Linked DNA regions of Homo sapiens: region 1 is linked to region 2. Evidence: read pairs that join two places in POLR2A ChIA-PET (ENCODE). Cell type or tissue: CD4-positive, alpha-beta T cell. All regions are shown on one strand. Links, peaks and the distances in the headings refer to the core of each region. The heading gives the core; the rest is flanking DNA.

Region 1 (16,391 bases), core at 6,101-11,100, 130 kb after region 2:
GAAGAACTGCCGCCCTGGCTTTACTCCTGTTTAGTCATTTCATTTTCTCACAATCCTATGGGGTGGGAATGATCACTGGCCCCATTTTAGAGAAGAGGAAACTGAGAAACAGGGAGGTCCTGCAACTTGCCCAAGGTCCCGCAACTTGCGCAAGGTCCCACATGGGGCCTGGCTTCAGGGCCTGTGACAAGACACTGCATGAGAAGCCCGGGGCTGGTTGATAGGACTTCTCATTAACCAGCTCATAGGACTCCCAAAATCCAACTGAGGGTTGGGGCCCAGTCATCAGCTTTTGGGGTTTCTGGCCCTGGGGTGGCCCTGGCCACATAGGCCTGCATAGGGCATGCGTTGCCCCGCTGAAGCTCGGCAGCTTAGCTCTTCTGCCGGGACAAGCGCTTCCTAGGAATTCTGAGCACTTCTGCCCCCTCCCAGGGGCCCCTCCCAGGCCTCCTCCGCCGCCAGTCCGGGCTGACAGCTTGGCTGGCCCCAGGCTGGGGCCGACTCTGAATGCGGCGCCTCCTGGTCACGCGGCATGGGCAGAGGAGGAGGAGGAAAAGGGAGAGGAAGAGGAGGAGGGGAGAGGAGGGAGGCCGGCCTGGGTAGAAGTCAGCTCCAGCTCCTGGAAGGAGCCCACGCGTGCTCTAGACGCCTTCCCTGCACGGGGCTCTGCCCATCCCCCACCTCTGGGAGGAGACAGGGTGGCCCCGGAGGAGGGGGCGGCAGTCCGGTGAGCAGCGACTTGGGGCCCGAGGCCCCGGCCAGTTCCATTCTCACCACGCCCGGCGGAAGCTATCGCCACGATTTGGGGAGGGCCGCCTCTGAGCCTCCTCTGGAGGCGGCACCTCTGCTACTCCATTGCACAAACGGGGAAACCAGCCCCGCCGAGCGTACCAGGCCAGGCCGGCCCTGAGGGGCAGGGGCAGGACGCCAGGAGCTGACCCCCAGCGTCCCCGACTGCCAGTGCCCCTGTCATGCAGGCCGAGGCCAAAGCACGAAGGGGCCTCGCTGCAAAAGGTCGGACCTGCGTTGCACCGGTTTCCAGCCAAGTGCTTTGGGCAAGTTTCTTAACCGCCTTGGCCTCCACTTTCCCCTTCTGTGAAATAGGATGGTGCCCACCTGACAGGGTTATCATGTTCCCTTGGGCAGGGCCTGGCAGGCTGAGCCAACGTCAGTGTTTGCGTGGCTAGTTTGGTTTTATTTTTTACGTATTGTTTTGGAGACAAGGTCTCTGTCACCCAGGCTGCAGTGCAGTGGTGCGATCAGCGCTCACTGCAGCTTCGAACTCCCAAGCTCAAGCGATCCTCCCACCTCAGCCTCCCAAGTAGCTGGGATTACAGGTGGGCACCATCACACCCAGCAACATTTTTTATTATTTTTTGTACCAATGAGATCTCCTGTGTTGCTCAGGCTGGTCTGGAACCCCTGGCCAACAGCGATCCTCCTGCCTTGGCCTCCCACAGCGCTGGCCTATTAACGTTTTAACAGAATGAACTGAGGCTCAGCTGGGCCAACGCGGACCCCGGCCTGCGCCCACGCCTCACCGGCTCCCCAGGGCCTGGGACCGGCACAGCCCGGGCTCAAGGGCTGGGACTGCCGCCCCGCCCTAGAGCTCAGGCTGCGCTCCACGTGCGCCGTGTTTACCCACGTGATGCGCTGCCCCGCCCCGCCCCGCCCCGCGTCTCCCCGCCCCGCGTCTCCCGCGCCGCGCGTCTGCAGCCTGGCCAAGGCGGATGCTGGGGGTTGGGGGCCCGAGCGCGGCCTCACGTCGCCCGGACGCCCCCCGCCCCACCCGGGAGACTGGAGCGAGCCACGGCCTCCCTGGGCGGGCTTGGCCCAGCCACTCCGCTGTGTCCGCGCTGCCAGGGCGCGGGAGCACTTCCGGGCGCGCGCCGCGGGAGGGGCAGGGCCGAAGAGGTGGGGGCGGGGCCGAAGAGTTAGGGGCGGGGCCGGAGAGGTAGGGGCGGGGCCGGAGAGGTAGGGGCGGGGCCGGAGAGGTAGGGGCGGGGCCGCCCCTTGCGGGGGGGTTCTGAGCGGCCCGCACCGCAAAAGGCGGTGTCAGGGCGGTGAGGGGCGGGGCCTGGCAATGCACAGGGGCTCTTAGGGGCCCGCACTGCGGGAGGGGCAGGGCCAGGGCGGTTGGTGGACTGGGCCTGGCTGTACGTAGGTGCTCTGAGAAGCCCCCGGCGAGAGGGGCGGGGCCAGAGCAACAGTGGGCGGGGACAGGCTGTGCGTCGGAGCTCCGCGGGGCCTGCGGCGGGGTGGGTGGGGCCAGGGCGGCGGTGGGCGGGCCGTGCTGTGCGTAGGGGCGCTGAGAGGCCCGCAATGTGAGAGGGGCGGGGCCGGAACAGCGGTGGACGGGGTCTGTAGTTCAACTGTGCCGTGGCGTCTTCTTCGCGGCGAGATCTGAGTGCCTCGCAGCAGCCGAAGGCGGGTTTGCAGGTTGCGTTGCGCTGGCCCTGCCCTCGGCAGGCAGAACGGGATAGAGCGCGGACAGGCGCCGTCACTCCCAGATTCCTCTGCGTCCATGGCAGAGCCACTCCTCCTTGGTACTCCTTCCTTGACCCACCGGGGCCCCCTTCCTGCTGTCTCTGCCCCTCTAGCTGCTGCCTCCAGGGGCTTAGGTCTCGGCCCCTTTGGCTTCTGGGCTGCCCCTGGCAGATCTCGTCCATCCTAGGTTTTAACGCCTACCTGCATGCGGATGATCCTGATAGTTCTAACAGTAGCTAAACTGTTTTCCACGTGCTTTCTGAACATTGATGCTGTTTGGACCCCTGACAGCCACATTTTTACGCCCCCGCGCAGCCCGCTGCTCTGAGCTCCGTATTCCCCGCCGGCCGGGTGTTCCACGGCCCTTCTGAGTCAACGTGTGTGCAGTGAAGTCCTTCTTCCTTCTCGTTTCACCCTGGGTCTCCTCCTCAGGGAGTGGCATCACGGTCTGCTCAGTGGCAGGCAAGCCCCAGATAGCGCTTCCGTCTTGACTCCTCACTCTCCTCCCTCTGATCTGTCCCAGAATCCCATCAGTTCTTCCTCCACCCCACCCGACCCACAATTCTCTGCTACACTTGTCTCCACGGCCCTGGTCTGAAACACATGATGCTTCACCTGGACTCGTAGGCGACCGATCTTTCTGCCTCTTGGCTTACTACTCTTAAGTCTCGCCTTCACGGGCAGTCGCAGGGATCTTTCTCAAGATCTAATTTCTAATGATTGCATTTTTCTTCTTTAAGCAGTAGGCTGAAAGCCAAAGCTCTCCATCTTTTTACAACTCAAAAAAAAAAAAACAAGGGTGCCCTCTGTCTGGCCTTGCCACTGTTCAACCTGGTACTTGCAAGTCTTGTCCAGTGCAATGGGATGAGAAAAGTGAGTGATAGAAGGATCGGAAGCAAAATGAAAGCACTGTTATTGTCAAGTGATGATCATCGACATAGAAAACAAGAATCAACAGAAAAATTAACCTAATGAGAGAGTTGCACAAAGGTAGTTTAAGGTCAGAATAGGGCCAGGTGTGGAGGCTCACGCCTGTAATCCCAACACTGTGGGAGGCTGAGGCAGGAGGATTGCATGAGGCCAGGAGTTCAAGACCAGCCTGGGCAACATAGTGAGACCCTCTTCTTTTTTTTTTTTCTTTTTTTTGAGACGGAGTCTTGCTCTGTCACGCAGGCTGGAGTGCAGTGGCACAATCTCAGCTCACTGCAAGCTCTGCCTCCCGGGTTCACACCATTCTCCTGCCTCAGCCTCCCGAGTTGCTGGGGCTACAGGCACCCGCCACCATGCCCAGCTAATTTTTTGTATTTTTAGTAGAGGCGGGGTTTCACCATGTTAGCCAGGATGGTGTCGATATCCTGACCTCGTGATCCGCCCACCTCGGCCTCCCATAGTGCTGGGATTACACGCGTGAGCCACCGCGCCCGGCCAACCCTCTTCTATTAAAGATCAGAGGCTGGGTGCGGTGGCTCACACCTGTAATCCCAGCACTTTGGGAGGCCAAGGAGGGCGGACCACTTGAGGTCAGGAGTTCGAAACCAGCCTGGCCAACGTGGTGAAACCCTATCTCTACTAAAAATACAAAAAATATTCGGGCATGGTGGCGTGTGCCTGTAATCCTGGCTACTGGGGAGGCTGAGGCAAGAGAATCGCTTGAACGTGGGATGCAGAGTTGCAGTGAGCCGAGATCACACCACTGCACTCCAGCCTGGGCTACAGAGTGAAACTCTGTCTCAATAATAATAATAATAAAGGTCAGAATATAAAGTCAGTAATGGGTTCCTCCCCAAAAATAATACACGTATTGTGAGTAATAAAAATAAGGTATTCTGCATGATACTGAAATATTTATGCATTAACCTAATAAAAAAATGCACAGAATCTTTAAGGAGAAAAACCTGAAATTCTAATATATAGATTTTGTTTAAAAAGGCTTGAATACATAAATAGTGAGATAATGTCTTAACCTTGAAGGAATGTAAATTTTCTGTTACATGATCTAACTATGCATTGCAATTTCAGTAAAAATTCCAGCCCAATTATTTTGGAACTTGAGAAACTTGATTCTTAACTTTTAAGGAAGAATAAAAATCCATGATCTGCTAAGACAATCTTGAAAGAGGACAAAGGGAACTCTTATTCAACAGGCATTAAAACGGATTACAAAGGCATAGTAATTAAAATAAGGTGATATTGGTACAGAAAAACAGGTAAGTGGAATAGTTTGGAGAGTACAGCATAAACTCAGTTATATATGGTAACATATAATATTTCTGTGATAGGAAGGGATTTCTCATGACCTCCAAATCATAAGCTGAAAGGTGAGACGTGATGGATTTTGACTACACCAAAATGAAAAAATGTTGCTTTGCTACAGACAAAATTAACATATGAGTGATAAGCTAGAAGATATTATCCATGTTTTAAATGAACAAAAGGCTATAACTAGAATACACAAGGAGCTTCTGAAAATCAGCACAAAAGAGAAAGAGATAGGAAACCGAATTTAAAAAATAATGGGCAGCCGGGTGCGGTGGCTCATGCCTGTAATCCCAGCACTTTGGGAGGCCAAGGCGGGCAGATCATTTGAGGTCAGGAGTTCGAGACCAGCCTGGTCAACATGATGAAACCCTGTCTCTACTAAAAATACAAAAAAAAAAAAAAAAAAAAAAATGAACCGGGGGTGTGGTGGTGTGCACCTGTAATCCCAGCTGCTCTGGAGGCTGAGGCACAAGAATCGCTTGAACCCAGGAGGCGGAGGTTGCAATAAGCTGAGATGGCGCCAATGCACTCCAGCCTGGGTGACATGGTGAGACCCTGTCTCAAAATAATAATAATAATAGTAATGATAATGGGCCAGATATATATATGCCGTTCACAGAAAGAAAAATCAGAATGACTGAGGTATCCAGAGAGGCTCATTCTCACTGGCAGTCAGAAGAAGGCAAGGGGAAGGAATGAGATGTCACATTGCCCCACGAGCTGATACAACTCAGCAAGCCAGATGATGTGAAGTGCTGGCGTGGATGGATGAGAGAGGGAGTCCCATGCACTTGTGAGTGAGTGTGTGGCCAGTTACAGTGAAATTAAATACGTGTATACTTTTGCAGAGCTAGGACCAGGGAGAGGAAGGGAGGTGCTTGGGCACACACGTAAGGAAGCACTTACTGTCAGGGTCGACCCCACCCCTTATAAAGCCCTGAAAGTGAGGGCTTTCTTAGTTTTTTTGTTTGTTTTTGAGACAGAGTCTTGCTCTGTCACCCAGCCTGGATTGCAGTGGTGTGATCTCGGTTCACTGCAACCTCTGCCTCCAGGGTTCAAGTGATTCTCATGCTTTAGCCTCCGGAGTAGCTGGGATTACAGGCGTGCATCACACCGAGCTAATTTTTGTATTTTTAGTAGAGACCGGGTTTCACCATGTTGGCCAGGCTGGTCTAGAACTCCTGACCTCAGGTGATTCTCCTGCCTCAGCCTCCCAAAGTGCTGGGATAGCAGGCTTGAGCCACCGCACCGGGTCTGTTCTTAAATTTTATACCTTAGGTGCCGCATTGCCTTGCCCTAGGCCCAGCCCTGTACGTTCCGCACAGTTTCACTCTTGGTTATGTACCTAAAGAGACTTCATCAGAGGTCCACAGCGTTGCTTATGACGTAGGTATCCCCCAGAGGGACCTGGACAGGTAGAACTTGGTACATGAAGACAATGACAAGTATTTTTACAGAGGGCAGGGATTCCCTAGCGCTTGGCCTCTGGGAAGGAGTTTGGGGAACTTGGTGAAAGACAGCTGAGAGCAAAATACAAAATGACTTTGTTCCAGCTTCTCAGAAGTGAGACCAGAGATGACATTTGCATCTGCCTTGGAGCGTTTTGTAGATTTCTGAGCCTTTGTCACTGATCCTCCTGCCTTGCCCCCAATAAATGCCTTTGAATTTAGGTAGAAAGAAAGTTGGAAGACGCCCGCAGGGTGTCTAAGAAGGGTTAGGCATATTTTCACTATGCCTATAAGGAAGCAGAGGTCAGATAAGGAGGCAGAAACTGGAGAATTCCAGATCCTGCTCCTCTGTCAAGGCAGAAAGGATTTAGAGGGCACAGCTTGGACTTTGGAGTTTACATATATTCCATTCCCTTTTCTACTCTCTAGAGATGAGAACTTGGGCAGGAAACCCAGCCACAGTGAACTTTGGTGTTCTTCCCAGTGAGATGGGAATAATAATAAGGCCTAACTCAGAATTGGTGTTAGGAGTCAAAGGAGAAAGGATATCTGAAACCACTTATCTTCCTCCCTCCTCTTCTGTCAAACAGCATAGACAAATGGAGATTCCCTGACTTTAAAAACAAAACAAAACATTTTTCAGTCATGGGACAGCAGTCTAGGGGCCTTTAGGAAGAAACTGAGGACCAAAGGATGCAACTGAGTACTGTCAGCTCAAGTGGCAAATGAAGTCATCAGCTCCAGGTAGTTCAAGTCCCAGCCCCACCTGGCTTTGAGGTGAGGTTGTGCTTTGAGCCGGTACCATTTTGGATGTTGCTCAGCTCTGGAATGAGAGGTGGGGTAGGAAGGGTGTGATGGTTAATTTTAGGTGTCAACCTCACTGGGTAGGAGAAGCCCAGAAAGCTGGGGAAACACTGTTTCTGTGTATGCCTGTGAGATTGTTTCTGGAAGAGACTAGCATTAGAATCAAGAGACTGAGTAAAGGAAGTGTGCCCTCACCAATGTGGGCAAGCATCATCCAATCTATTGAGGACCCAGATAGAACAAAAATGCAGAGGAAGGGTGAATTCTCTCTCCTTGAGCTGAGACATCCATCTTTAGTTCCCGGACATCAGACATTGGAGTTCCTGGTTCACAGGCCTTCACGCTCTTTGTTGAAAGAATTTTTTTTTTTTTTTGAGATGGAGCCTCACTCTGTCACCCAAGCCGGAGTGCAGTGGCACGATCTCAGCTCACTGCAACCTCTGCCTCCTGGGTTCAAGCGATCTTCTGCCTCAGCCTCCCCAGTAGCTGGGATTACTGGCACCTGCCACTGCACCCAACTAATTTTTGTATTTTTAGTAGAGACGGGGTTTCACCATATTCGCCAGGCTAGTCTTGAACTCTTGACCTCAGATGATCTGCCCATCACTGCCTCCCAAAGCGCTGGGATTACAGGCATGAGCCACCACACCCAGCCTGTTGAAAGAAATTAAGGAAGACCTAAATAAATGGAGATATACATCTATACCATGTTCATGAATTGGAAGACTTGGTATTGTTAAAATGTCAGTTCTTCCCAAATTGATCTATAGCTTCAGTGCAATGGTGAGAGTTACACCATTGGCTTCCTGGGTTCTCAGGACTTTGGACATAGACTGAATTACCCCATTGTCTTTCCTGGATCTCCAACTCACAGATAGCAGGTCATGGGACTTCTCAGCCTCCATAACTGCATGAGCCAATTCCCATAATAAATCTCCTCTTTTTTTTTTTCTTTTTTTTGAGATGGAGTTTCTCTCTGTTGTCCAGGCTGGAGTGCAGTGGCGCAGTCTCGGCTCACTGCAACCTCTGCCTCCCAGGTTCAAGCAATTCTCCTGCCTCAGCCTCCCGAGTAACTGGGACTATAGGCGTGCGCCACCACGGCCAGCTAATTTTGTATTTTTAGTAGCGATGGGGTTTCACCATGTTGGTCAGGCTGGTCTTGAACTCCTGACCTCAGATGTTCCTCCTGCCTCAGCCTCCCAAAGTGCTGGTATTACAGGTGGGAGCCACCATGCCCGGCCCCATACTACTTTGATTAGTATAGCTTTATAATAAATCTTGAAATCAAGTAGTGAAAGTTCTCCAAATTTGTCTATCTTTTTAAAAAATAGCTTTAGCCATTTTAAATCTTTTGCATGTTCTCTCTCTCTTTTTTTTTTTTTTTTTTTTTTGACAGAACGAAGCTGTAATGCATTCTCATTTAAATTTTAACATCAGCTTGTCATATGCTACCAACAAAGCCTGCTGGGATATAGATTGGGATTGCACTGAAGCTGTAGATCAATTTGGGAAGAGCTACATTTTAAAAATATTGAGTCTTCCAATTCATGAACATGGTATAGATGTATATCTCCACTTATTTAGGTCTTCCTTAATTAATTAATTAATTAACCTTGTTTCTTTTTATGAGATGGAGTATCACTCTGTTGCCCAGGCTAGAGTGCAGTGGCACGATTTGTGCTCACTGCAACCCCCTCCTCCTGGGTTCACACAATTCTCCTGCCTTGGCCTCCTGAGTAGCTGGGATTATAGGTGTGTGCCACCACACCTGGCTAATTTTTGTATTTGTAGTAGAGACGAGGTTTTGCCATATTGACCAGGCTGGTCTCGAACTCCTGACCTCAGGTGATCCGCCCGCCTCAGTCTCCCAAAGTGCTGAGATTACATGCGTGAGCCACTACCCCTGGCCCTTCATTTCTTTAAATGATGTTTTGTATGTTTTGGCATACCAATCATAAACATATTTTGTTAGATTCATCCCTAAGAATTTCACTATTGATTTATTTACTTGTTTATTTTTAGAGTTGCTGTGTCACCCAGGGTGGAGTGCAGTGGCGTGACCATGGTTCCCTGCAGCCTGGAGGCCCTGGGATTCAGTGATCCTCCCACCTCAGCCTCCCCAGTAGCTGAGACTATGGGCACACTCCCTCATGCCTGGCTGATATTTCATTCTTCAAGTGTCATTTTAAATGGTATTGATTTTAAAATTTCAGTTTCTAGTCACTTCTATTTATTTTATTTTTGATACATTCTTTCAGATTTTCCACACAGATTTGACCCTGGGGTTTGGGTATCAGTCACATTTTCCTGTGCCCAAGAGATGGGGAGGATGTTTCTCAAGGGAGGACTTGCACACTTGATGGGGCCTCTTACTCTGCAAGAGCAGGATGAACAGGGGCTAGTGTGGTCTGGTAACTGCGACTCAGGTGGAAGCATGGCTTTCTCAGCTGATGCCTACAAGTGTAGATGTCTCAACTGTAACCAGTGGATTTCCACATCAGAGAGCAACAAGTCTTGTTTCTCATAGTTTCTAGTTCTCTGCTGAGAATAGTTGTCTTTTTATACATATTGATCAGAGTTTCCTTTGTATTCATCTGTGTAGTTATGAGAGCTGCCCTAAAGTTACCATCTGCTAGTTTCATCACCACAGGTCACTTTTTATGTCGTATCCATTGGTTTTCTTTTCTCTGGAGTTTGGGTCTTGTTTTCCTGTTTTCACATGTCTGGTAATTTTGGATTTTATCCTGGATGTTGCCATGACATGTTGCAGAGACTCTGGACTCTTTATACTTTAAAGAGTATTGGTTCTTCCCCCACCCCAGCTTTATTAAGGTATAGTTGATATATAAAAATCATAGATATTTACAACATGATGGGTTTTTAAAAAAATTTTTATTTTTGGTTTGGGGGCACATGTGAAGGTTTGTTACACAGATAAACAGGGTTTATTGTACAACAAATGGGGGTTTATTATACATATTATTACATCACCCAGGTATTAAGCCCAGTACCCAATAGTTATCTTTTTTTGCTCCTCTCCCGCCTCCCATTCTCCCCCTCAGTGTCTGTTGTTTCCTTCTTCTTTGTGTTCATAAGTTCTCATCATTTAGCTCCCAACATGATGTTTCGGTATCTGTATACATTGTAAAATGATTCCACCAAGTTAATCAACATATCTACCACCTCATATGCTTATCGTTTTTTTTGTGTGTGTGTGGTGAGAACGTTTAAGATCTACTGTCATAGCAATTTTTAAATATGAAGAGTATTGATTTTTTTGTTTAAGTAGGCAATTAACTTGGCTAAACTTAACATGTAAACTCTCTCTCCCCTATAGAGGATGACAGTTGAAATCTGAAGTTCATTTAGCCTTAACTGCTGCTTAATGACTTCCTCACTCATACCTGATTCTGGAGTTGGCAAGAGATTTGTGCATTTTATACATGGATTTGGGGACTCCCCTTCTGTGGCTCTTTTTTTTTTTTTGAGATGGAGTCTAGCTCTGTTGCCCAGGCTGGAGTGCAGTGGCATGATCTCGGCTCACTGCAACCTCTGCCTCCTGGGTTCAAGTGATTCTCCTGCCTTGACCTCCTGAGTAGCTGGGATTACAGGTGCCCTCCACCAGGTCCAGCTAATGTTCGTAATTTTAGTAGAGACGGAGTTTCACCATGTTGGCCAGGCTGGTCTTGAACTCCTGACCTCGTGATCCACCCGCCTCGGCCTCCCAAAGTGCTGGGATTACAAGCGTAAGCCACTGCGCATGGCTTTTCTCTCTCTTTTTATTTTTTTTTTTTAGAAATTTCGCCAGTCGTTTTTGTTTTTTGTTTTTAGTTTCTGTAATTACAGTGACCTTTAGTTTTTCAAGCCAGTAAGTTTGTTTGTTTGTTTTTTCTTTTTTGAGATGGAATCTCACTCTGTCACCCAGGCTGGAGTTCAGTGGCTCGATTTCAGCTCACTGTAACCTCCACCTCCCGGGTTCAAGAGATTCTCCTGCCTAAGCCTCCCTGGTAGCTGGGATTGCAAGCACGCGCCATCATGTTCGGCTAATTTTTGTATTTTTAGTAGAGATGGGGTTTCACCATGTTGGCCAGGCTGGTCTCGAACTCCTGAGCTCAAGTGATCCCCCCGCCTCAGCCTCCCAAAGTGCTGGGATTACAGGTGTGAGCCACCGTGCCCAGCGCAATAAGACTTTTCTACCCAAGAATTTCTATCTGAGTCCTGCATGGAGTAGTCCTGAATGGCTCAGATCCATCAGAAGGGAAACTTGCCCAGTGCTGTTCTCTTCTAAGTATTGATTCTCCTGCAGTATCTGCCTTTTTGTTGCTGTCTGGGGACTTCAGTTACTGTTCGGATTTGTGGCTGTTAGCTCCGGAAGGGTTGATCAGATATTAGGTAGTTGACCATGACAAGAGCAGGACCTCTGAGCAACGACGCTGTCAACAGTGCCATGACTCTGTTAGTCCTTGAAACTCAGAAGGAGGAAGAGGGTGGGGAGGAAAGTCTAAACTGGCTGAATTTAAATCTGAAATGACTGAACAAAGCTCAAAGTTTCTGAGAAAACCACCATCTGACTAGATTGACTCTTCGGCCATCGTGTAAAATTTTCAGTTATAGAATGGTAGAGAAAAGTGCATTTTCCCATCTACATCTTGTGGCCTGAAAATATCTTCCCTCCTGCATATAGGAAGGAAAAACCTTGAAAATGGTGGATGTGGGATCGGGGAGAGGCTGGATGAAAAGTAGTTATATCTTCCAGGTACTGAGTTTTCTCATGCATAGAATGGTGGGGTTGAGGGAAGTCTAGAAGATTCCAAAGTCTGTTCTCGCTCGCACACTTACACTAAGTGCTTTTTACGAACTTCTGAGGCCACAAACTTCTGCCCTGACAAGAGTCTCTCCCTGTGAAAAAGGGGTGGAAGTCCAGTGCTGGAGATGCCTTCCAAGGCTGTAGGCGCCCCTCCACCGCTTCTGAGGCCCTGCCTCTCTCAGGTCCCAGGTCTCTGTCAGAGGAGTTTTGGGGCAGAGCCGGAGCTGTTGAAGGGTGGGGCAGCCAGACATTCCCCAGAGCTCTTTCCTGTCCAGATTCGATCAGACCTGTGGCTTTTTCAGGAGAGGACAGTCAGGCCCTTGGGCAGCTGAACCTGATCAGCTTCCCTTACTCTACCTTATTTCTTCCTTTAATATTTTTATTTCTTTTTAGAACTTCAGTTCCTGTCCCTGCTTAGGAGAGGGGAGTTGTCCATTAGACAGAATCTACATCTACCCTAGATTCTTCTATCACTAGTTTTTTTTTTTTCCCAAGTCTAGCTTAGCAGTAAGCTCTAAGGTCCCAGCCTAGCAAGGCTGCTGGGAGAAAGACAGCCTCTTTCCCAGGAATTCCAGCAAAAGTCTCAGGGCTGAGCCTCATTAATCTGTCTTCGGTCATGTGACCATCCCTGAGCCAGTCCCGGAGGCTGGGGAGATGAAGGGCCCTGATTGGCCAGCCCTGGTCATGGCCACCCCTAAAGTCAGGGCCAGAGGTAACTCCATCCCAATCACCTGGACAGAAGGGGGCTTCCCCAAGGATGAGGGCGGGACTGTTACCAAGATAAGGGAGATGCATGCTGGGAGGATGAAATCAACAGACTTCCACAACATAAGTTTTTCTCAAAGTTCCGGATCCAGGATTCACGAGTGTTGCTTGCCCTGTGCCAGGCACTTCCTTTACCTTTTGTATCTAGTTATTTTATCCCAAGAGATCATGTTGTTCCAGACAGGGAACTGAGCTTAGAAAGAGGAAGGGCCTTTCCCAAGCCGATGGCACAGGGTCTGCACTTCCTGCCTGGGAAGCAGGCCTGGGGCTTCCCACGTGGCCTGACCCCTCTCATCTGACACCTGCCCCCCACTCCCTCCCCTCTGCCTGCAAAACTGACATGAGGAGACTGCTTGTGTTTCCAGAAAGAGGGGAATTGGCAATAGCCATGAGTTGAGACGACTTGATAAAATATTTCTTGTTTTCTCGAGTTTACATAGACCAAGTTTTCACTGTTGCTATGGGGTGGGTTGGCAGAGAGATGAAAATAAATCTGTGTAATTTATTTTTTCTCTGAGTGGAGTATATTTCTGCTGGCTTCATACACATGCACACACGCGCGCGCACGTGCACACACACATGCCCGCACATACAGGCTTTCATAAAATACTTAAACCCCTCTAATGCTCTCTGTGGAAGGAATAAATATGTACTGTACTTTCAACTTGTGTTCTCTGAAATACCATATGGTCTGCACTGTGAGCTTAAAATACTCTAGTGAGCGGATGCTTTCATGCAGCAGATAGCCAGGTGGAGCTCTCCCTGCCAATCTTACAACGTTAATTAATCCTTTAAAATAGAGCGTGGAGGGGTCCCTGCGTCAGAAACGGGTGCTGTGTGAGGGAAGTAGCCCGGTGGCCTGCACCGGGGCTGAGCAGAGAGTACAAAGGCGGTGGGAAGGTGGGCTAGGCCGGGAGCACCCCTGCTGCCTGACGGCGCCTTTGATGAGCCCGCTCAGTCACTCAGATACTCACAGTTTGCATTCTGCATAATCAGTCTAACAGGCTGATGGTTTGCATGAATATCTAAGTTTGTCATTGTGGTTAATTTTTCCTCAAAAAGAGGCCCCCTATCTCTCTGGCCCAATGCATATTTATAAAGGGCAGGGAAGTCAGGCAGAGGATGCTGGATGAAGGGGCGGCTCAGGGAGGGGGCCCCGTGGCCGGTCCCTGAAGCCTGGGAGGCCAGGCTCCTGCCAGAGCTGGTGGCTCAGAGAAGGGTGCAGAGCTCCTCAGAGCCTGGAGGGAAGGAACTGCAGGGAGAGGGGACAGCCTGGTTTGCAAGGCCCCATTTGGGCTAGCCTCTTCCCTGCTCCAGGCCTCAGTTTCCTTATCCATACAAGGAGCATGTGGGCCACTTGATCCAGGCCTCAGGGTCCCAAAGGAACTATCCTCTCCAAATGAGGTTACACAGAGTCAGAGAGGGGAGGGAGAGAGGCTCACATCCATTCAACAACTTTATTATTTATTTATTTATCTACTTTTCTTTGAGATGGAGTTTTGCTCTTGTCGCCCAGGCTGGAGTGCAATGGCTCAATCTCGGCTCACTGCAACCTCTGCCTCCCAGGTTCAAGTGATTCCTGCCTCAGCCTCCCGAATAGCTTGTATTACAGGCGCCCGCCACCACGCCCAGCTAATTTTTTGTATTTTTAGTAGAGACGGGGTTTCACTATGTTGGCCAGGCTGGTTCCAAACTCCTGACCTCAAGTGATCCACCCGCCTTGGCCTCCCAAAGTGCTGAGATTACAGGCATGAGCCACCATGCCCTTGTTAAGCTGTTAAGCTTACTTAACAACTTTAGTGGTGTGACTCCTTCCCAGAGCACCTGTGGTGCTCCACGACCAAGTATTTTTATAGGTTAAAAACTCCAGTTATCTTGTAAAAAACGTAATTGCATTATGTTGTATATATTTTGGTGTAAAAAGCATTAAATTGCTCGTTTTAAATAGGCTACGGTTATTTTTGTTTTCTTTTGTATTTTGTTTTTGTGTTTGACACAGGGTCTTGCTCTGTCACCCAGGTTAGAGTGCAGTGGTGCAATCATAGCTCACTGCAGCCTTAACCTCCTGAGCCCAAGCAATCCTCCCACCTCTGCCTCCTGAGTGGTCATGACCACAGGTGTGCACCACAATGCCAGGCTGATTTTTTTTTTTTTTGAGACAGAGTGTTGCTCTGTTGCCCAGGCTAGAGTGCAGTGGCATGATCTCGGCTCACTGCAACCTACGACTCCGTGGTTCAAGCAATTATCGTGCCTCAGTCTCCCGAGTAGCTGGGATTACAGGCATGCACCACACCCAGCTAATTTTTGTATTTTTAGTAGAGACAGGGTTTCACCATGTTGGCCAGGCTGGTGTCAAACTCCTGGCCTCAAGTGATCTGCCTGCCTCGGCCTCCCAAAGTGCTGGGATTACAGGTGTGAACCACTGTTCCGGCCTGAGCCACTGTGCCTGGCCCTGGCTAATTTTTAAATTATTTGTAGAGATAGGGATCTCTCTATGTTGCTCAGGATGGTTTTGATCTCCAGTGCTCAAGTGATTCTCCTGCCTCGACCTCCCAAAGTGCCGGAATTACAGGTGTGAGTTACCGCGCCCAGCCAGCTATGGTTTTTGTAACCTTGTTTTGGCATTTTTTTTCTGACTCGTCAAAGAATATTTCGGCAACTTTGGAGTGGCCAGGCTTCCCTTTCCCATGCGCAGCAGGAAGTCCAGGTGGGAATGGGGAGAGGCTGGGAGATCCCTCAGGTCGGCGGCTTTCAGAGCTCTCCAGGCCACGCCTCTCAGTGGCCAGCAGGTGGCAGTTCTGAGCCTTCCACCTGGCCACCCTCCTTCCTCCACCCCCGGGGTGCCCGTCCCCCCAGTCCACATACCACAGAGTCCCAGGTGGCTGGAGAGAGCTCCTGGCTTCCAGGCCCTGGGCCATTCTGAGAAGCTGGATGAGGCAGCCTAGTGGCCATCCAGCTGCCCCTGCCTGGGACTGCCTGCCTACCCCTTCCCATCCTTGGCTCCATGCTAAAGGAAGGTGGGCTTCCTGGAGGAGCTGACATCTTAAGTGAGACCTGCAGGACAATAAAGGATTTCAGGCAGAGGGAACGGAATATGCCCAAATCCAGAGAATCCAGACCCTGTGCTTTCAGGAACTGGCAGGAGGCTGATGTGGCTAGAATGCAGACTGTTGGGCTTGGGAGAGGGACTAGGGAGGCCAGGTAATGCTTGGCACTCTGGGAGCAGCAGGACCAGGGCAGCCCGAGTCTAGACATTATCTTGAGGGCAGTAAGGAGCCCTCAGCCCATTCTAACCCATCAGAGTTGGCCTCCGGAAGGATCGCCATGGCTGCAAACTGCCTAGCCTCTCATCGCCCCTCACCCGCTGTCACTCACACACCTGGGCCTCCTACCGTGCTGGCCAGGAAAGAGCTGCAAGTCCTCGGGCCCGAGGCTCGGCAGGCAGCCGACCTACCTTGCAGTCCTCAGGAGAAGCTGTCCAGGAACCCCACCCTCCTGAGCTCCCGGGGCTTTGGTGGGGAAGGGAGCCTCCCAGGGTCCCGGAGCACTAAACAAAAAGGAGCTGAAGGTCACCACACTTTGGCCATTTGCAGGGAGCCCTTCCCCACACAGGGGCGGCATGTTCCCTTGTGGCTGCCAGGGAGCCCCCAACACCCCTGGGAAGATGGCAGGTCGAGGGGAGGGGACATGGCCTGAAAACAAGGAAGCAGTCTGCAATGGGGAGATGTGGGGCATGGGGCTGTTTTAGACAGAGGAGGCGGCAGGTGCGCGTATGTAGGTTTGAGGTAGATTTTGCTACCCAGGAAATGGGCTCTTGCCTC
Region 2 (16,391 bases), core at 2,377-7,376:
ATTATATATATTTATATATATATTATATTTATATATATTTATATATATTATATATATATTATATATATAATATATAAATATATTTATATAATATAAATATATATATTTATATAATATAAATATATATATTTATATATATATAAAATATATATAATATATAAGTTTGGACAAAGATATAGAATTATATAATATATAAGTTTGGACAAAGATATAGAATTATATAATATATAATATAATATATCAGTATATATAATTGTACTATTATATAATTATATATAATTATATATATTTATATATATTAAATTATATATATATAATTATATATATATAAATTATATATATATATAAATTATATATAATTATATTATATATTATATATATAATATAAAAAATAAATATATAAATATATAAATATTAAATATATAAATATGTATTTATATATTATATATAATTATATATTATATTATTATATATAATTATATATAATACAATATTATATATAATATTTAATATAATATATATCTATCTCACCACAACGGCCATTGAATTTCAACATGAGTTTTAAAGGAAACATGCAAACCCTAGCACGAAGTATTCACCAGATGCCAGCTGTGATTATTATAATCTGAGCACGTGCATAGTACATACATGTCCACCCATGGCACAATAAAAATAACAGCCTTGGGCTGAGCATGGTGGCTCATGCCTGTAATCCCAGCCCTTTGGGAGGCCGAGGCAGGCAGATCACGAAATCAAGAGATCGAGACCATCCTGGTCAACATGGTGAAACTCCGTCTCTTCTAAAAATACAAAAATTAGCTGGGCGTGCTGTAGCGCGCCTGTAGTCTCAGCTACTCGGGAGGCTGAGGCAGGAGAATCGCTTAAATCTGGGAGGCGGAGGTTGCAGTGTGCTGAGATGGCCCCACTGCACTCCGCACACCAGCCTGTGCGACAGAGCGAGACCTCGTCTCAAAAAAATAAAAATAACAGCCTCGGGTTAAGCGCGGTGGCTCACTAGTGTAATTCCAGCACTTTGGGAGGTCACGGTGGGAGAATTACTTCAGACCAGGAGTTCAAGACCAGCCTGGGCAACATAGCAATACCTCATCTTTACAAAAAATTTAAAAATTAGTCGGGCATGGTGGCATGTGTCTGTAGACCCAGCTACTCAAGAGGCTGAGGTGGAAGGATCGCTTGAGCCCAGGAGACTGAGGCTGCATTGCAGTGAGCTGTGATCGTACTGCTACACTTCGCCGGGCAACAGAGTGAGATCCTGTCTCAAAAAAATATTAACAGCCTCGGGCCATGCCTATGTCAAGACTGTTGTGTGCAGGGAAACCATCCTGCCACCTCCCTTCGGTCTTGGGAGAGCTTAATCCTGAAAGGGTTGTGGAAGGACAAGGTGGCTTGGGGACTGGTAATGATCTCTTCCCAGGCTTCATCACTGTTCTTTTAAATAATTAATTCATCTTCTTCCTTGGTGTTTACATCCTTCAAATATTTGTAGATGGTTATCATGTCCCTTTAGTCACCACTTAGCACCACTCTGCATATTTGCTGTCATGTTGAGTGTGTGTTATCATCATTGTCATTATTATTATTATTTCCTCCCAGCTCCCTCCCTCAGTCCCTCAGCCACCATCATCACTCAGTGAATTTCCTCCAGGTTCCCAACCTTTCAAGTACCAGGTTACCCAAGATGGGACATTAAAAGTCAGTAGTGATGACAAGCCCTACTTGTCACAGAGGGCTTGCAGGCCCTCTGGTTCCTCACTAATTCTCATCAGTTTCCCCAAAGCCACAGCAAAAAAAAAAAAAAAAAGACAAACTAAGTAAAAACAGCATGCTTACACTGCAAACACAGCTTCCAGACAAATCCCCCAGCCCCTGCTCCCAAACAGATAATCCTCAATTTTCTCAAATACAAAATCAGGATGAGAATCCCTGCTCTCAACAACCTGGGATTATTGTGAGGATTCAAAGAGGAATAAAAACTGAAAGGTGCTTTGTAAACTATAAAACAGGGAGGGTGGTACTATCAGCAATGCCTTCCACATAGGATGGGATTTCTACAAAATGTTCCAGAGGTCAACTGTTCTAAAAAGCTAAAAATTCTAAGTTAGAATTTACAAATGAACTCGATAGAGCCAAGATTCACCCGAAAATCTGTCTATTGAAAGAATATAAAGAGATGCCCTACTTAAAAATCTACTCATAGATGTTAGTATTCCAAATAAAGTGTGGAACTCAGAGCTGGAGGCTGATGGGGCCTTGGAGTTTACAGATGGCCCTGACGAGACTTTAGAAGGTCAAGCTGCTATAAAAGACTTAAAAAAAATCCACCTTGTCTTGCATTTCAGATCTCACTGAAGAGTTCTTCTGTGCCTGGAAGACTTATTTTCAGTCTGAGAAGAATGATTTTTCAATGGTTCTGTTGAACATGCAATTCTCACGCAAGTATTTCTATAATTATCCTGTTTCAGTTATAATACAGTTTCTGGAACAATAGGACTTTTATTGTATTGCCATATCTGTTATAATAGATGTTTTATTACAGAAAATTATGGTAGAGTCACTATTATGATTCTGAAGTTTTTATTTCAAATTGCTCAGAGGATGCAAATTCTTTCTCCCACTAGTTTTACTTTAAGGCAGCTTTGAATTTGGGGTGGGGGTGGTTTGTCTTTTCTTCTATTGGAGCTTTGGTCTGTTTGAGGTTTTGTTCTATAGCAGAATGTTCTCTTTCGCTCCAGTGTACATAAATGAAGTCACCCATGGTATTTGCTTGTTTGTTAGCCTGTGGTGCACACAATTTTAAAAAGAATGTCACCTAGATTGTCTCTATATATCTGCAAAATTTCTTTCATTATTGCTGGAGAAGTCTCCATAACCCTGGTATTAATTTTTTTTGAGATGGAGTCTCACTTTGTCTCCCAGGCTGGAGTGCAGTGGTGCAGTCTCGGCTCACTGCAACCTCTGCCTCCCAGGTTCAAGAAATTCTCTTACCTCAGCCTCCCTAGTAGTTGGGACTACAGGTGTGTACCACCATGCCTGGCTAACTTTTTATTTTTTATTTTTTTAGACGAAGCCTCGCTCTGTCACCCAGGCTGGAGTGCAGTGACACAATCTTGGCTCACTGCAACCTCTGCCTCCCAAGCTCAAGCAATTTCTGGCAAATTTTTGTATTTTTAGTAGGGACGGGGTTTCGCCATGTTGTCCAGGCCGGTCTTGAACGCCTGACATCAAGCGATTTGCCCTCAAGTGACCCACCCACCTTGGCCTCCCAAAGTGCTGGAATTACAGGCATGAGTCACGGCACACGGCTGACAAACTATATTTTGAGAAGGTAAATACTAGTGATCATGAAACACTAATACTAGTGATCATGAAAACAGAGGAGCTGAAACTTCTAGGCACATTCAGGCTAGGTCACATCCTATTTCAGGTGGTAGCTCCACCTTGAAAAGCAGGGGGCTGGAGATTTTCTTGGTTAAATTAGAGGCTGCAGACACCCGCAGCTGCTAGAGGCAGAGCTGGGATTCAGGAATGGGCTTGCTGACTCCAACAGTGAAGGTCTTCCCCTCCAAGAGACCCCACCCGTGGGGAAGGGTGACCCTCAAATCTTGGACATCAGGTCCAACTTTCGGCCCAGTTGACTTTTCCACAAAGGAAGGATTTCAGGGCTCTGAGAAGTCCCAGAATATCTGCCCACAGCAATCTAGCATCATCAGAACCCACCTTCACGTGTAGCCACCGTGTCTCCATGTTCCTGGTAATGCACGCTCCCAGGCTCAGAGTCTGGAACTGCTGATGGAGGGGCGGGTTCTGGGCCCTGCAAAGAACCGAGGCTCCGCAGTCACAGTCTTCGATTAGACAGAGCCCCTCCAGTTCTCAGACGATTTCTTAGGCTACCCCGAAAATAGAGAGAGGAAGGGACCTGCCCTTGATCACACTGTCAGTAACACAATCAGAACAGAAATCTAGGGCTCTTGGCCTTCAAGCCTCTGTTCTTCGCTTAACACACGGCTGGCAGAGATGGGGAGACCTGAGAGGGCCCTGAGGGTGAGGGCATTTGCACTGGGTGCAGAGCGCCTTTGGAAGGCAGGGAAGTCCAGGAAGGTAAACACACACACACGTTGTAAATATGGCGAAAATCAGAGAGGAGGAAATGTCAGGGACTCCTCCAGCACGGAAAACATCCTGATAGTTTGGAGCGCCGGGAAGAGTGGGCACCTTGGAATCTGCAAGGCATTCTTTTGCGTTTCACCTGCAGTGGGGTGGGGTCTCTGGGGTCTGCCCTCCCTCCTACTCTACATGCATTACCCATCTTATAGCCGGGCCGTCCCTGCAAAATTCCAGCTGCATGGGGGAACCACACTTCTGACTTCAGAATGAAACCAGTGTTTTGCACACATTCATTCCTCAGTCCCCTTGCTGGGACCCTTCTCTGTTATGAAAGCAGAGATCCCACCCGAATAGGGTGACTTTGGGGCGATGGATTACCTTTGGCAGGTCCTGTGGGTCAGGAATTTAGGGGTGCAGCGTGGGCCCACAGCATACCCAGTAGCCAAGGAAGACCCTCCCCTACCCGAGGCTCAAGCAGGCGCCAGGCCCCAAACCCTCACTCCTCTCTGGTCTAAATCCCCGCCGTAGGATTTTATTTTTCGGTGCTGAGGTGCTTTGCTGGAGGAGCTGCCAGGGGGAGCTGCGCGGGGCAGGCCCGGGGTACCAGAGGCCCTTGCTTTAGCGGCGGCCCTGCGTGTGCCAGAGGCTTGCAGAGTGATCTGAGCACGCCAAGAGATTGCTGTCAAGTAAGCTCCTCCACAAATCTGCAGAAACCTCAAAGATTACAGCGCTCGCACGGCAGGAGCGCAGCGGCTTCCCATACGCCGGCAGACAATGGGGCGGAGGAAGGAAGGGGACGGTGGCCTGGGGACCCCCGCGCCCGCAGCACGTGCACCGAGCCTGGAGCGCCCGCTTTACAGATCTTGTCGCTCCACCCCTAAAACAAAGGCCCCGGGGCCCCATCTGTGCCGGGCGCGGGGGAGGGCGCCGCACTTGCTGCCCGCCGCGTGCAAAGCGAGCCAGACAAAGGGCTCAGCCCTGCAGACGCGAGCAGTGGGGAAATAATTAAGCACTAAGGAAATATTGTATGTGGATTTGAGACCAACGGGAAACGCGCTCCCAAACAATGCTCGTTGTTTGCACCGAGCCGCTTTTCTGCTAAGTTTCATCAAGTAATTTGCATGCCATTTCAATAAAATTAACGAATTATGGTCGAGTTTTTTGTTTTATTGACCTAAAATAAAAATCTTCCTTTCCTTTATTATTGAAATAATTCGCCCCCCATCCCCCCCGGCTCCCATCCTCTGGGAAGGCTGCACAGCGCGCCAAGGAAATCTGTCCTCCCAGCCAGACCCCAGCGGCCTTTCTGCTGCGCTCCACAGCTAACTCCCCGGAAACCCTGCGTTTATTCTGGCTGCCCCCTTTGACTGTGGCAATAAATAGAACTTCAACCCTCTCACTTTCTTATGCCTGCTTTTCTTACAGTGAAAGCACCAGATTTCCGCGTAGGAGGGACTCGGGGGCAACGATGCAATTGGAAGGTAAGGGGCTTCTCTTAAAGCTGCATTTGCAAAGCGAGCACACTGTTTGCTAAGGTTTTATATTGCATCTTTTAAAAAAGATAATGTGGGGCCTGGCATCGTGGCTCACACCTGTAATCCCAGCACTTTGGAAGGCCTAGGAGTTCAAGACCAACCTGGGTAACATAGTGAGACCTCGTCTCTACAACAGATTTAAAAATTAGCCGGGTGTGGTAGCCTGTGCCTGTAGTCTCAGCTACTTGGGAGGCTGAGGCAGGAGGATCACTCGAACCCAGGAGTTTGAGGCTGCAGTGAGCTATGATTGCATCACTGCCCTCCAGCCTAGGAGACATAGCAAGACCCCATTTCTTTAAAAAAAAAAAAAAAGACTAAGAAATCATCACTAATTGGTATTATTAAGGAACAACATCAGTATCACTGTAGTTGTTATTTATTGCTGCATATCAAATGCAAAACTTAGTGGCTTAAGACCAATGTCCTCTCTCACAGCTCCCAAGGGTCAGGAATTTGAGAGTGCTGTAGCTGAGCGGTTCTAGATTGGGCCCTCTCTTGAGGCTGTAGTCATCTGAAGGGGTGCTTGGGCCTGGTGATGTGCTTCCCAGAGGACCACTTTCTCATGTGGCTGGGCTGTTGGCCATGAGGCCTGAGTGCCTCAGCATGTGGGGCTCTCCACAGGCTGTTCCAATGTCCTCTTGATGAGGAAGCTGGCATCCTCCAGAGGGAAGGATCCAAACAACCAAGCAGAAGCCACAGCGTCTTCATGATCTGGCTTAAAGGTTGCACACCATCACTGCAACACCCCTACACATTCGTCCATGTGGCTGGGACTGCACAGAGGCATGAAGGCTGGTAGGCATGGATCACTGGGTCCAACTCAGAGACTGGTTACCATGAGTGATTATCATTAATATGATTTGGTAGGGCTGTTGCAAGTGCCTGGAGGAGGAGAGTATTATACAGCTAAAGCCATCATTTCTTGTCTTTCTAGTCAATGCAAACAAAAGTGGTCAGTTACCTTTAATGGTATTCCCAGACAACAAACATGGACTCAGGGCCTTCCCAGTGCCAGCTCCCCCTTCAGACTGGGGAATAGAACAGTAGCCAAGAGAGATAAGGTCCCCTTCTGGCATCCCTGACTTTTCAGAGAAAGAAAACGTAAGTGTATGCATGAACACAGCAACCAGAGCTACAATACTATCGAGACAGTGCTGCCAAATGGGAAGTACAGGCCAGGTTTGGTGGCTCACGCCTGTAATCCCACCACTTTGAGAAGCTGGGGTGGGAGGATCGCTTGAGGCCAGGAGTTCAAGACCAGACTGGGCAACATAGAGAGCCGTCACTACAAAAATAAAAAATTAGCTGGATATGGTGGCGCACATCTGTAGTCCCAGCTACACAGGAGGCTGGGGCAGGAGGATCGCTTGAGTCCAGGAGCTCAAGGCTGTGATGAGGTATGATCGTGCCATTGCACTCCAGCCTGGATGACAAAGCAATTTAAAAAAAAAGAGGGAAAGTCAGGGAGGAGACTAAGCTCTGAGTGCCAAGGTTGGAGGTCTGTACACCCTGGTCCTCCCTAAATTGCAAATCTGAAATGTCCCAGGCATTGCAGATTTCCTGCAAGCCAAACCTGTTAGTAGAACAACAGACAAAAAATAAGATTTTTTTTTTTTTTTTTTTGAGAAGGAGTCTCACTCTGTCGCCCAGGCTGGAGTGCGATGGCTGCGATCTCAGCTCACTGCAACCTCTGCCTCCCGGGTTCAAGCAATTGTCCTGCCTCAGCCTCCCAAGTAGCTGGGATTGCAGGCACCCGCCACCATGCCAGACTAATTTTTCGTATTTTTAGGAGAGACAGGATTTCACCATGTTGGTCAGGCTGGTCTCAAACTCCTGACCTCAAGTGATCCACTCGCCTCTGCCTCCCAAAGTGCTGGGATTACAGGCGTGAGCCACTGTGCCTGTTTTGATATTGTCACACTTTCATGGAATACCAACACTCCCCCTTCCCAGAAGGCAGGCTCCACAAGGGAGGAGGCTGTTATGTCTTATTTATCCCTGTAGCTCTCATGCCCGGAATGATTGGTACATAATTGGTATCACTAATGACTGTCATTAATAATAATTATCTAATGGCTATCAGCCTTGTTGGTGTCCCCAAGTCTTTCAGGTTTAATGGACGTCCCCCTTAACATTAACAAATAAAAGTGATTTAAGCCCTCAGTCTACTTACAGTGAAACATGAGAACTACAGATGAAATCCTCAGCGCCCCCCAACCAACTGAACAGACCCCCTCTTGGCCAAGGGGACCCCAGAGGAAACTTAACCACAGAGTTCCCAGCCATGATGGGAAGGGAGGTCAGACACACCCCGCTCTACCCACTCCCTTTTGTGGCTTAAACACAAATGAGCAGCATTCATGTTAAAATAGAGGTCATGGTGGTCGCAGTGGCTCACGCCTGTAGTCCCAGCACTTTGGGAGGCTGAGGTGGGAGGATCAACTGTGGTCAGGAGTTCGAGACCAGCCTGGCCAACATGGTGAAACCACTTCTCTACTAAAAATACAAAAATTAGCCGGGTGTGTGGGTGCCTGTAATCCCAGCTACTCAGGGGGCTAAGGCAGGAGAATTGCTTGAACCTGGGAGGTGGAGGTTGCAGTGAGCCGAGATCACGCCACTGTACTCCAGCCTGGGTGATGGACTGAGACCCTGTCTCTAAAAAATAAAAATAAAATAGAGGTCATAAGACTGGCAGAATGGACTCTGTGACAGTAAGATACCAAATCATAACCAGGACCTAAGGGCCATATCAGGGAAGGGTTAAGTCACACACCCCTACACTTAAAGAATAAACTAGTTTCCAGCTGCCGCAAGGGGTTTCTTTTTCTCTAGCAGCTAAACAAGCCAATGGCTTGGAGATAGGTAATATTAAAACAATTGCAGTTCGCCCGCTGCCAGACACTAACTGACCCTCGTTCCACCAGCCAGAACTGCAGCTTTGATTGGACAAGAGGCTGATTCAGTAACTTTCTCCTGATAAGAGACCACTGACCATGGCCTGGTTCTGCCCATTTACAGAGGCTGTGCAATGCCTTCATGTCCCTGATTCACCTTTTGACGTCTACAGCCCGATTGTAATACACTTAAATGTGTATTCTCCACTCCAAGGTGAACATGGGATGTGTGTAACATGCATGTTTGCTTATCACACATGTGTATGGCCTCCTTCCAAGAATATTCATAGCTCTTCCTATATCCCGTTGAATATGTATACCTGGCCAACCCATTCAGCTTGAATTCCTGTCTTATCCCCTCCCACCCTTCCTCAAAGTGCCTGCCTATTGGCTTCTACTGGAGACTACACTTCTTAGCCAGTCAGGGTGGCTGCCTTGCAGGTTGTAACTCTATATGAGAAATAAAGCCCTCCTTTTCTAAATGATTTTTAATTATTTTAAATGAGTGATTTTTAAGCTAGCAGACACCAGCCCGGAATCTCTAAAGGTTGCTGAGAGAGGTGGTAAGAGCCACCTGTGCGTTTCTCCTGATCAGGAGCCTCTAAAGCCTGATTCTTCAGGGTTCGCCTCCTCGCCTCCCTCCTCAGCTCCTCCAGCCCTCCCTCTGTTCAGTGTGCCTGGCCCAAATGAACTGGGAGCTCCAGACCTTCTCGGGGACTTCCCCAAAGTCTCTATAACACAAGGTGTTGGTGCCACAGACTTTGACTGTTGGGTCTACAGTGGCCAGTGAGGGTTCAATGTAGCGGCGTGGCTCACCAGGTGCCTGGAAGGGAATATTGAGACCTCCTGGTTCTTGAGAGTTACTTGGGCCCAGCCAGGCTCTCAGCATCTTACAGGGTCTCCTGCTACTCTCTTATCTGTGGACCAGCCTCTTCCTGGACTCCTTTTCCCATATCAGGGACAATAAAACACTCACCCACTCCAGGCCACAGCTTTTGGGGTCCAGAGCTCTGAACTAACACCTTATGTTTAGTGAGGTCAAATTTTTAGGCTTAGTGCCCATCTTTCTTCTACTTAGTTTTATTTTAAATTATTTTTTAGAAACAGGGTCTCACTGTGTCACCCCGGCTGGAGTGCAGTGGTATAATCATAGCTCACTGCAGCCTGGAATTCCTGGAATCAAGTGATCATCCCACCTCAGCCTCCTGAGTAGCTGGGACTACAGGTGCATGCCACCACACCTGGCTAATTTTTAAATTATTTTTAGAGACAGAGTCTCCCTGTATTGCCCAGGCTAGTCTTGAACTCCTGGCCTCCTGCCTTGGCCTCCCGAAGTGCTGGGACTACAGGCATGAGCCACCACACCCAGCCCCACTCTTCTAAGTGGAGGGAAGGTTTAGTCTGCCCCCGTAACGAATTATGCAACACTCTTTCCCCCTTAGAACATACAAGCACTCTGGTCAAAGTTTCTGAGATTTTATTTTAGGAGCATTTTTCATTTTGGCTAAACATAGACATATATACCCACAAGACTGCCGGTTAAAACAAATAAAATATCATCTTGAGGAAACAAGCACATCTTGAGTAAGTTTCTTTCAAGATGTTTTGGTGCATTCTATGCTATCACTTTGCAGAACAATTTGTTGTCCATGCGGTAACTTTAGGGGCTGTCTGAGATGGTCTGTTCCTAAAAGACTGTGGATGGGAGAGGTGACAGTAAATCCTGGAGAGTGGAGTGAATCCCAGCCATTCTGTGGACAGGTGGGCTGAGGGAGAAGTTCAGAGGGCACTCTAGAGTGATTTGCAACGTCTCAAACAGAAATATAACATCTTCTTTCATCCTCTGCAGAGTCTGGAGCTAAATTCACACCTTTTTTTCCCCTTCCCTCACTTAAAATCAAATTCTCGCCCTTAATACTTCCTTTCAGAACTGCACCGAAAATGACGATGTCTTCTCATGCATATGAATTATCCAAAGTGTAGGAAGATGCGCCCCCACTGGAGTACGCTGAAGCCTTTAACCCAAGTACATTTAATGCTGCGAAGCCCCGAGTGAGGCAAAGGTGTCTTTTTATTTTAGAAGACATTTAGGACAGTTCATGTCACTCTGCACAGATGCACTGAAATTGATTGTGGGGCAAACTATAAAGAGAGCTTATGCTCCCCAAATCTGTTTCCGAGCCAGGTAGGATGATGAATTCTGAGGTGGGACTGAGGGGGAACGGTGGCAGCTCTCTCCCCTGCACGCACCGGCCAACTACTTCCCCGTTTGGACATTGGCGTGACACCCTCCTTCCCTGTTCATCTGTGAAAATGTGCAGCGTTTTCATTTAAAACCTCCTGCTCCAACATGGGGCCTTCTGCAGACCGCAGGGACCCCCAACAATTACTTGTTGGAAGAACAAATGAAGCATAAAGCATGATACTTTATTTTAAACATACAGGTGGCACAAATTTATTTCCAAAGATTTAAGCACCTGATGACTTCTCCTTAGAGAAAAAGCAATAAAAGGAGCCTCTTCTGTCACAAATTTCCACTTAGCATGGTTTGTGCAGAGGCAGAATTTCAGGCTTTTACCACTGAGCTCTGGACATGAAGCAAAGCTAACACTAGAGGGTGCTATAGATTAGGAAATCCAGGGACCATGGGCGCCGGAGCGCGTTCAAGACGCTGCCCTCCCGATTGTAACCTAACAAACTGAGCGTGTCACTTTGCCAGAATTTACCCCTTCACCATTTCTGCTATGATGAAATTATCCAGATATGTTTAATTTGAAATTTTAACTTAGTCTGTGATTATGTGGAATTTCAACACTGGCTGTGGCCCAGTGCAGTGGCTCACTCACACCTGTAATCCCAGTGCTTTGGGAGGCCAAGTCTGGTGGATAATTTGTGGTCAGGAGTTCGAAACCAGCCTGGCCAACATGGTGAAACCCTGTCTCTCCTAAAAATACAGAAATTAGCCTGGTGCCTGTAATCCCAGCTACTCGGGAGGCTGAGGCAGGAGAATTGCTTGAACCCTCAGGAGGCAGAGGTTGCAGTGAGCCGAGATCACGCCACTGCACTCCAGTCCTGTCTAAAAAAAAAAAAAAAAAAAAAAAGGACTGAGCCCAGGTCTGTAGGATAGACACTTTGTGTTTGTATCTTAAGTACTTTGCGATCTCACCCTTACAAACCTGATACTAAATTCCACTTACCTACTTCAGTCCTTCTCTGAGGGAAGGTGGAGTTTGGAGGCAATTTTAGGAAGCAGGATGAGGAAACAGGGAAGGTGACACAGTGAAGGACAAGCCAACACAAGGGTGGATTACCAAGGCTGGTCCCCTCTACAGGCACCCAGGGCTCGGTCCCACGCGGACTGCTGAGTAGACAGAAGACCTTTCAGAATCTTCTGCCTCTCCCCCATTTGCTGAGAGTTCCCTGGGAACGGTAACCCCCGTACCTTCGGGCTGAACATATGTTTGCATGCTGAATGGGCTCTTTCTGCCATCCCATGCCACAGCATTCAGGAAGCCCTGGGGCCAAAGCAAACAGCATGCTTGAGGCAAGGTGCTGTGAGGCCCAAATGAGCTGAAGCTTGCACAAAACTGCTCACCACTGCCATAGCTGAATCAGCGGAGGCCAGGAGGATGCGAGGCGGTGCCCGTGATTGTCTGATCATCTCCCTCTTGGACCGCTGAGACTCAGGCATGCCCTGCATCAAATCCAACCTGTCACCAGGTCTTCAAGGGGGAGGCCTGCGGAAATCCTACTGTGAATGAAACTACAGTTGCTATTCATCGTCTCCCTCCTGCACCTACCACTCCAGATGTCCCTCACTCTTGGCCAGCACTTTGGCTTGTTTAAGTTGTGTGCCAGGTGAGGTGACCACACCTTCCCCCCTGCAGTTTCTGAGTCTTTCCTGAGCTTTGTCTTGGTTGGCCCTTGGCTGCTGTGACTGCCTATTTTATCTAATTGCAGGTTCAAGATTCACCAAGAAGGCAGGGCGCAGTGGCTCACATCTGTAATCCCAGCACTTTGGGAGGCTGAAGCAGGCAGATCACTTCAGCCCAGGAGTTTGAGACCAGCCTGGGCAACAGAGCAAGACCCCATCTCTAAAGAAAAATAATTATTCAGGTGTGGTGGCACATGCCTGTAGTCCCAGCTACTCAGGAGGCGGAGGTGGGAGGATCGCTTGAGCCCAGGAGGTTGAGGCTGCAGTGAGCCGTGATTGCACCATTGCACTCTAGCTGGGCAACAGAGCAAAACCCTGTCTCCAAAAATAATAAGTAAATAAATAAATAAGATACTAAGAGACAGCCCAGTGACTCTCCTGAGTCCCAAACATACTCATCCATCCCTCATGGAGAAACAACTCTATCTCCTTGCAATAATCAGAACTAGTTTCTCCTGCCAGTTTAATCAGTACTTTTTTTATTGCAGTAAAATACACACAACATAAAATGTGCCACTTTAACCATTTTATTATTATTATTATTATTATTATTATTATTAAGACGGAGTTTCACTCTTGTTGCCCATGCTGGAGTGCAGGGGCGCGATCTTGGCTCACTGCAACTTCCACTTTCTGGGTTCAAGCGATTCTCTTGCCTCAGCCTCCGGAGTAGCTGAGATTACAGGCACACGCAGCCATGCCCAGCTAATTTTTGTATTTTTAGTAGAGACGGGGTTTCACCATATTGGTCAGGCTGGTCTCAAACTCCTGACCTCAGGTGATCCACCCACCCCTTGGCCTCCCAAAGTGCTGGGATTACAGGCGTGAACCACCATGCCCAGCCCATTTTAACCATTTTTAAATGTTCATTCAGTGGCCTGAGTTATATGAACATTGCTGGACAACCATTGCTACTATGTATTTCCAAAACTTTTTAATTGCCTTAAACAGAAGCCTTGTAACCATTAAGCAACACCTCCCCATCCCCTCTCCCCTCAGCCCCTAGTAATCACTAGCCTACTTTCTCTGCTACTTTGTCTCTTGTAGATGTTTCAAACAAGTAGAATGATATGATACTTGTCCTTTTGAAACTGACTTATTTTACATAGTATAGTGTTTTCAAGGTCCATCCATGTGGTGCATGTATTAAAGCTTCATGCACTTTTATGGCTGAATAATGTTCCATTGTATGTACAAGGCGTGCCACATTTTGTTATTCATTCACCTGTTAATGGCAACTTGGCTTGTTTCCACTTTTGGGCCCTTGTGGATAATGCTGCAGTGAACATCAGCATGGATGTCTCTGAGTCCTGCTTTCAGTTCTTCAGGGTATATGCCTAGCAGTGGAGTAGCTGATTCTATGTTAATTCTATGTTTAATTTTTTGAGAAACTGCCATATTGTTCTCCAGGCTGGCTGCACCATTCCACATTCCCACTAACCGTGCACAAAGATTCCAATTTCTTACCAACACACTCTCATCAATACATGTTATTTTTAGTTTATCGTGTTTTCATTTTTCTTTTATTAATATATAGCAGGCATTCTAATGGGTGTGGGGTGGTATCTCATTTTGGTTTTGATCTGCATTTTCCTAGTGTTTAGCGATGTTGAGTATACTTTCCTGTGGTCATTTGTATATTTTCTTTGGATGTGTATCTGTTCAAATCCTTTACTCATTTTTAATTGAGTTGTCTTTTTGTTATTGAGTTGTAGGAGTTCCTTATATATTCTTGATTTTAAAACTTTATCAGATATATGATTTGCAGATATTTTCTCCCATTGCATCGGTTGTTTTTTCAGTTTCTTGATAATGTCCTTTCATGCACAAAAGTGTTTAGTTTTGATGAATTCCAATTTGTCTCTTTTTCTTTCTTTGCTCATGTTTTTGGTGTCGTATCTGAGAATCCATTACCAAATCCAAGGTCGTGAAGATTTACCTATATGTTTTCTTGTAAGAGTTCTGATGTTTGTCATTGATCCATGCTGAGTTAACATTTATACCGTATAATGTAGGGGCTACCTCTTCATTCTTTTGCATGTAGAAACTCCGTTATCCTAATTGTTGCTAATTGCCTCTGGCCCACTGACTTGAGAAGCCCAAGAGGACCAGGGAGTATTTGTATTTTCAAGTTCTGTAGAATTGGTGATGTTCCCTGGTGGAGGAGTCCACTCTCCGCTCCTCCTCCCCCATCAAGAACTAAGACGTCGAATTTGCTAGAGCCCCACCCAAAGCTGTGGACACAGGAAGCACACATTTCTCAAGGTGGTCTCTGCGAGTGATGGTGAGAGCAGCCGATCTCACTCCCCCCGCCACCCCCTGGGTTTCCAGCCCCATGTCTTTCTGCTTTTGGGATCATAGCACCATGTGTCTGCTCTTGGTAAGGCACGTACACCACAGTTTCAAGGATAGTATCCCAATTATACAGGGTGTGGGCTCACGCTTTCACCCTGGCATAGCCTTGGCACAGGTCATCCTGATGTTCTTGTAGGCCTGCTGCTTCCAGAGGAACCTTGGAGCCATAGCTTCTTTGCTGTAAAACAGACCCCTTGGCTTGAGGCAGTGTTGTTCAAATCCCCTGCCAATAAATCAGAGACGACCGTAAGTGCTCTGTTGGTGATGCCAGTGAAGGCACTGTTGCAAGGAAGGAAAATCCATATCCAGAGTCGGTGTTCACTCTGCTAGGACTCATCGCTGTCTCATCAATGACAGAAGGGGTCTCATATAATGAACTTTGCACTGTGACTGCCTGATCTCCTTGTGAAATGGTGCCATCTTGAGGGCTCATTATTAGTCCATGTGGTTGGCAGGTAGGGCATTCAGTAGCGGCAGCAGCCAGGTCATCTCTAGCAAGAGGGAACTTGTGTTGGGCTCATGCCTCCCTTGACTTTTGCCACCATGGCCACACCATTCATGGAACTATCTATTTCCCCTGCCGTGGGGTGGCTGATGCTGGCTGATGCCCAGAGGATGAACCATCCTGTCCACCCAGTTGCTAGGTGCCTCCTCTGCAGGAGAGGCTTTTTGGCAGACCTTAACGTAAGTCCAATGATTGGCACGCTAGTGCCATTTCCATAGGTCAGTAGTACTGATTTTTCCTTTTGTCTCAGACACCAATATGGCTCGGCACAGCAGTTACTGATCCTGTCTCTATTTGAAATTTTAATATTTTGCTCATCATGGATTTTTGTATTAATTTTAACTCTTTAAAATATTGCATTAACATATTATGCATCTTCATGTTATTATTATTCCTCTTCAGCTTCCCAAAGTGCTGGGATTACAGGCTGAGCCACTGTGCCCAGCTCAAATGCATTATTTTCACTGCTGATGTGTTGCTGTTGTGTCCTCCCAATCTATGGCTTAATGGGTCTCACTGTAATCAGTTCCAGGAACAAAGTCACTCACTGTCCTGTGGGTAGTCTCCGAGTCTCTGCGAGGACCCACTGCACGGCAGGAGCTAGTCTCAGACTGAGGTGAGTTCTCGGCAGCAGAAGGCACCACCGCACTCCCAAGGGCTAAAGGTTTACCCTGCACCTCTCCTACTGAAGCTTGCAGAGGGTTGGCATGGCAGCCTTCTTCATCATAGGAGACTCTAAGACTGCTACTTTTGGCTCCTCTGGGTTGTGCAGCTTGAGTGGAAGAGCAGATCCTCTCACAGCCTAGACCTCCTGGCCAGCCGTTTCTTGCCCTAGACTCCACTCCGAGTGGCAGTCTCCCAAGCTGTCTAATAGGCGTATGGGAGAAGTATCAGCAAGTATGCTACTTCTAATGTCCCAGGTGGTGCACCCAGCACTGTGCCTCTTCCCTAGTGCAGCTGAAGGAAAGCTGCCACTGCCTGTGCCTTCCTTTACAAGGGTTGTCCTGGCATGTGTCAGACCACTGGGTCCCCTAACAACCTTG

What was found. Peaks named below come from ENCODE experiments on the same cell type or tissue, not always from the same donor. Only the 100,000 strongest peaks of a DNase experiment are listed, where the experiment ranks them.
Region 1: POLR2A ChIA-PET joins it to region 2 with 5 read pairs; 15 of 35 experiments call an interaction of 5 or more read pairs at or near these places.

Annotation. Positions count from the first base shown.
Region 1 is chr19:29,842,829-29,859,219 of GRCh38, forward strand. No RefSeq gene overlaps it. Among named protein-coding and RNA genes, the nearest start is that of CCNE1, 39 kb to the left of the region's middle. RefSeq lists silencers at 1,382-1,541, 1,572-2,341 and enhancers at 9,550-9,679, 14,923-15,761, 15,762-16,391. In CD4-positive, alpha-beta T cell, for the core only: no CTCF peak of the experiment used is centred there; no DNase peak of the experiment used is centred there.
Region 2 is chr19:29,719,473-29,735,863 of GRCh38, forward strand. It overlaps LOC107985345 (a long non-coding RNA gene), which reads left to right and starts at 4,661. Exons shown (of 3, transcript XR_001753891.3): 1 at 4,661-4,811; 2 at 5,551-5,606; 3 at 15,875-16,391. RefSeq lists a silencer at 9,065-9,259 and enhancers at 11,220-11,269, 11,390-11,439. In CD4-positive, alpha-beta T cell, for the core only: no CTCF peak of the experiment used is centred there; a DNase peak (open chromatin) is centred at 4,899; H3K4me3 peaks cover 743 bases; H3K27me3 peaks cover 1,020 bases.